Linked DNA regions of Homo sapiens: region 1 is linked to region 2. The links are chromatin contacts, found by Hi-C in ENCODE. All regions are on one chromosome and are shown on one strand. Each heading gives the region's core, a stretch centred on a gene start or an enhancer-like site at or near the end of the contact. The rest is flanking DNA. Distances are from core to core; before and after follow the strand shown.

Region 1 (2,700 bases), core at 152-2,651, 4.1 Mb before region 2:
GCACGGGGTATGACTGAGGTTTTTTTTTTTTTGGTTTAATTATTTTCAGGATCAAACTATCTTCCCTCCACGTTTGCAAATTCAGCTGATTCAGTTTTACCATTAGCAACTGACATAGAGGTCCTGGAGTTAAAGTATTCCTTCAGTTTCAGTTCTAGTGCAGCCCAACCCTCCCAATTTGTAGATGAAACAAGTGTGGCAGAGAAAGGGGAAATAGTAAATTACAGCAGAGTAAATCTTCAGGAGCTGAGATGTCAACTCTCTCAGTTCAGAGTTGGAGCCATTGCGGCTTCCTGCTGGTCGTTGGGGAAAATCGCACATTTACTCATTTAAAATATTTTGTAGGCACCTACTATATACTAGACGCTTTGCTAAGAGGCCTTGTCTTATGTGTAAATATGAAGGATCAAACCCTCAATTAATAGTGAGCAGTGATAAGCAACCACAAAGACAACTTCTAAACCACGGAGATTTCCAAAACTTTGGTCTACCACTTGTACAAATTCTACTAAAACTTCGTGAGATATTAACAAATGACAAAGTGAGTTCACCTGAATGTCACACCAGCCAAATTCGAAATGGTCAATAGGAGGTTCAACAAAAAAGCAAGCGACTTTGATAATCCCGAGACGGAAGGACGGGACCATCTATTCATTTTTGTGCATGTTTGAGCAGGGAAGTTGGAAGTCCACCTGCTCGGGCTGCGAGAGCCCTGGGACCGCTGCGAGGGAAGCAAGCCGAGGCGTGCGGGGCTCCCCAGGGAGAGGCCAGCCCAGTTCGGGAGGATCCCGGGGATGCCGCGTTCCTCGGTGGAATCTGGCTCTCCCGGGCGCTCCGGGGGAAGCCCAGGCCGACCGCCCCCGGCCCACCCGGCATTGAAACCCGAGGCTCCTTGGAGGATTGCGTAAAAGCCTCTCCCTCCCCCGTCTGCTCGGTGGCATGTTTCTAAAATTCCCATCTACACAACATAAACAGGAAACGTGCAGCAAAAGCCCTGTCGATGCAAATTCCTTGCTTCCAACCGAGGGCGGGAGAATTTCATCTTTGGTGGTGGTGGGGAGCAGAGGAAGCAGCCAGCTTTCCAAGTGACCCCTCAACTCTCCACATCCCTTCTTCCAAATCCAAACAGAATAGAGAAGGCGGAAGGAAGGACCCCCTGCTTTAGGAAAAATAGGGAGGCAGAGGGGGCCGTGAAGCAGCATCCAGGCCTCAAAGTGAACCACCTCCAGGGGCCGCGGTGGCGGCGCGTGGCGGGAACACGCCCGACCGCCCACTCCCCCAGCGCAGCAGTCCGCGAGGCCCGCGGAGGGTGGAGGTGGGCTCGCCGCCCGGGCTTGGGGCAGCCGAGCCAGCGCGGGTGGGGGCGGGGGAGGAGCGGGCACTAGGCGCCGCGCAAGCGCAGAGCGCGCCTCGGTTGTCAAACATGGCTGAAGCGCTGCCGCTGCCGCTACTGCCGCTGCAGGGAAAATGCTGAGCCCTCCCGGGCCGGGTGGGCGGCGGCGGCGAGGGCGGCGACGGGGACCCGCTTCCCGAGCGCGGCGGCGGCGGCCATGGCCCGGCTGGCTGACTACTTCATCGTGGTAGGCTATGACCACGAGAAGCCAGGTAAGGGTGTGGGGCGGCACCGCCCCCGGGCCTCCCCGCCCCCCGGCCGCTGTCCAGTGGGCTCCGCGGGGCCGGGCGTCGGGGACGGGCGTCGGGGAGGGCCAGGCCGAGTCTCGGAGGAGCGGGCGGTCGGCGTCCGGCCTTCTCGGCTGGGCTGAGCCTGGCGGTGGGCGTGGGGGGGCCGGCACGACGGTAGGGGGAGGGAAGACGCCGCGTCTGCCCAGCCCCTGGGCGCACCCGCTGGGCGGGCCGGAGGCGAGTTGGGGTCTCGCGACCCTCCCGCTGGAGGCTGCAGGGTACCCGGGGCAGAGAGAGCCCTGAGATTGGGCCCAGGACCGCAAGGCTGGGAGGGCGGGAGCCAACTGTGCTAAGTTCCTCGGGGATAAACTTCTGCCCTGCATCCTGAGTGAGTAACCAGTGACGCAGGGGGTTGTCCTCTCCGAAAGGAAGTGCTGAGAGTCCAGTGCTAACTCACCCCTGTGCTGTTGGGGGCCTAGTGACCTCCCCAAGGAACGCGTGGTACCAGGGAAGGGGACAGGATTCTTTGCACTTTTACCCCTTTCTAGGAAATGCTCCCTATTCTTTCAGGACAAATGTGACGGTCACTTCACAGTGACATGACTTGTCTTTTAACTAAGGACAGCCAGCTGACCGCTGAAGGTGATCTTGTTTCACTTTAATGTGTTTTCATTGTTCTTTTTATTTGTCACAGAATTTTCGTCGTAAGGAACAATTGGGCAAATGCATTGTATTTTACACTTTAATTGACGGACTTCCACAACTTAAGAGAATTCAGGGTTCATGCACGTTTATTTCTGTATTTGTATTCTCTTGTATTACTATGTAGCTAAGCATAATGTAATAACAAATTGAGCTGGGAAACCACTTCTATTTTAGGGCAATTCTAGTCCCACATTTGCAAGGAATTTGAGATATCAGCTCTACAGCCCCTTCATTTTTCAGAGATGCTGAGATTGTGTTTTCCTGATGGTTACAGCCATTGGTAGCTCAGAATACCATTGTTCTACCCACTCTTGGTCCACTCTCTCTTTCATTATTCCTCTCCTAAGAACTTCCTCTCCTTTAGTGGGAACC
Region 2 (2,700 bases), core at 1-2,500:
CTAACTGCAACCTCCGCCTCCCGGGTTCAAGCGATTCTCCTGCCCCAGCCTCCCAAGCAGCTGGGATTACAGGCGCGCGCCACTACGCCCAGTTAATTTTTGTATTTGTAGTAGGGACGGGGTTTCACTATGTTGGTCAGGCTGGTCTCGAACTCTTGACCTCGTGATCCGCCCGCCTCGGCCTCTCAAAGTGCTGGGATTACAGGCGTGAGCCACCGCGCCCAGCCGGTAAAGTACTTTTAAAACTACATGCCTTATCTGAAACTTCTATTTTTCTATTTTAGTTTATCTTACTCTTGCTTGTTTCCCAAGACTCGGCTTAGACACCGTCACCTCCCGGAAGTCTTCCCTAAGCTCCTTCACCGTACCTTCCTCTCATCCTCTATACATGCAAATCATGCTAAGTGCTGCTCCTAGGTGGCCCCCGTAGTAATGTACTTATTACACTACGCTGCAATTCTCTGAGGTCCTGGAGAGCAGAGGCCGGTTCTAATTGATCCGGAATCCAGCTGGGCATGCAGGCACTTATTCCGTGTTCCTTGACTAAGTGCTCAAGGGGTGACGGAGCAGCACAGCACAGCGGTGTTGGGGGAGCCAGGGGCAGTCACCGCTGGGGTACTAAAGTAGAGACCAAGCTATGCACGACGATGGAGCAAAATGAACTAGAGTGCCCGCAGTCAGCCCTCTCTAGGGCTCCACTTTTCCGCAGGCCCGGCCCACCTACTGATTCCTCCTCTCTTTTCGTGATAGCCTCGCCCCTCCACACCCACTCTTCCACTCCAAGCGTCTCCTGGAATCCATGGCCCCACCCCTTTCTCGCTCGTCTTTCTTCCGGCTCCATCTCTCCCAAGCCCCGCCCTTCTGATCTTTCCCTGCCTGTAAAAATCGCCTCTCCTTAGGTCCCGCCTTCTGCCCTCTGGTTCCACCTTTCCTTCCCGGGCTCCGCCTCCGCCCTGCCGGCCTCCACCTTCCCAGAGGCCTTCGCCTATGACACGCCGGAGTCCTTCTGAGGGGCGGGGTTTACGTACGAAGGGACGGAACCAAGAGGAGAGGCGGTGCTCCTCCCTCGGATAGCCGTCGGCGACCCCGCCCTTGCGTTTAGCCGTTGCCAGGAAACAAGCGTCCTTGCTCGGGTTTGGTCCGGCTCAGCCAATGAGCTGGCACGCCATTGCCCAGTCGTGCGACGCCGGGCGGTTGCGTGTGGTGCGCGGGGGCGCGGGCTGCGTGTGGCGCGGGGCGGGGCGCGGCTGGTGCGCTTGAGAAGCGATGGCGGCGGCCTGAACTCACCTAACACCGCAGCAGCAACCGGGCCCGGCCAGGTTCGGCGTTCCGTGAGTGAACGGTACGCATGGGCCAGAGGGCCTGGAGAGTCGTTTGTGGGGATGAGAGACTGGGAAAAGACGGTGACGGGTTTGGTTACTGTACTGGTTGTGAGGGGTTGGCAGGTGGTGAGGGTCCGGGTGTGAGTGTCTAAGATAGGGAAGGAGGGTGAGAGCTTACAGGTGAGTGGACAAATGAGGGGCTGTGAGAGGCTGGGTGCTTTCGGAGGTGCCAAGTTGAAGGGACTCCTGAACGCGGTTTACTAGGGCTGGGGCTACTGAGGGCTGGTGTGAAGGATACCCTGGGACTAGAGTGAGGGGTAAGGCCTGCGCGAGGAGAGAGAGAGTAAAAGGCGCAGGTGGGAGCCTGCGGGGTGGCGGCAAATTGGTGAGGGAGTTGAAGGCGAGGCATGGGAGGAGGGAATTAGGGCTTGTGAGACTTGGATAAAGGTGAGAGGTTGGTTCTGAGGCCTCCTTCGATGGACTGCCCTGTCCAGTGAGAGCAATAGTTTTAGACAAAGTAGGGCAGCTTAGATGGAAGTGTTGTGCACCTGACTCCTCTGCTCCCATGGACTTTCCATATTCTGGAGGACGAGAAAATGAAGGTGTCATAGGCAATAGTACTATGGTAATGAAAGTCATATTTGAGGCTCAGACTTCAACAGAGTAATCACAGAAACTTCAGTTCCTTCGAGTTCCTTCTCTGGACTGCATAGTTGAAGATGGGCCCTCTCATGAAGGGTTTTGCGCTGTGACAGCTTGTGTTTTCTCTCTACTTGCTTCTGGACAACCTTATTCCACTGTTGCTCCTTACCTGTGCTTAACTGTGGGTCTTTGATTGGATTGACCATATTCAGTTGCTAATTCTACTTTTATGGAGGTCATATGGTTTGCCCTATACAGTACTATATTTAGGATCCCAAACAGGATGGCCTTACTCTCCTTTCTTACAGTTGAATTTTTTAAAAAGCTAGTTTATATTATATTTAAAATGTGTGTTTGATGAGTTTTGACATGTGTACACATCTGTGAAATCATCATCAGTCTCAAGATACTGAACATTTTAGCCACCTGAAAATTTATCTCTTCCTCTCCACACCCTGTAGTTGGGTTCATCTTACTAGCATTCTTTTAGGTCCTCTTCTCCCCACCAACCCAAATGCACGTGAAATTCTGGAAAGTTGGTTTGGCATTCAGTGATAATGGCCACTTTCACACTACTAAATTTTCCTCTCTACTGCTAGTCAGCCATGGGGTTGGGACATCCTATTCTTTCCAGACTCAGAAAGAGTTAAGTCTTTCCTTAACTCTACAGTGGACAGGGAGAGACCATTTCCTGAGAATTAGACAGCCTCAGTCCCCATTCTTTTCCAGAGTCTTA

What was found. Hi-C counts contacts between places; a loop is a spot of excess contacts on that map. Pooled maps may share reads with other maps.
Region 1: a map of CD4-positive, alpha-beta T cell shows a loop between it and region 2 (8-fold over the local background). The contact joins the promoter of SBF2 here to the promoter of FHIP1B in region 2. A Hi-C loop is called at or near these places in 2 of 168 maps with a recorded cell type or tissue (CD4-positive, alpha-beta T cell and naive thymus-derived CD4-positive, alpha-beta T cell) and 5 of 50 pooled maps.

The regions. Positions count from the first base shown.
Region 1 is chr11:10,292,920-10,295,619 of GRCh38, reverse strand. It overlaps SBF2 (SET binding factor 2), which reads left to right and starts at 1,401. Exons shown (of 40, transcript NM_030962.4): 1 at 1,401-1,605. The coding sequence starts at 1,551. RefSeq lists silencers at 1,264-1,313, 1,434-1,713, 1,744-1,823, 1,864-2,003.
Region 2 is chr11:6,233,186-6,235,885 of GRCh38, reverse strand. FHIP1B (FHF complex subunit HOOK interacting protein 1B) reads left to right here and starts at 1,250. Exons shown (of 12, transcript NM_001098794.2): 1 at 1,250-1,342. It also overlaps a transcript of CNGA4 not described here. RefSeq lists enhancers at 836-915, 313-1,003 and silencers at 1,046-1,345, 1,526-1,575.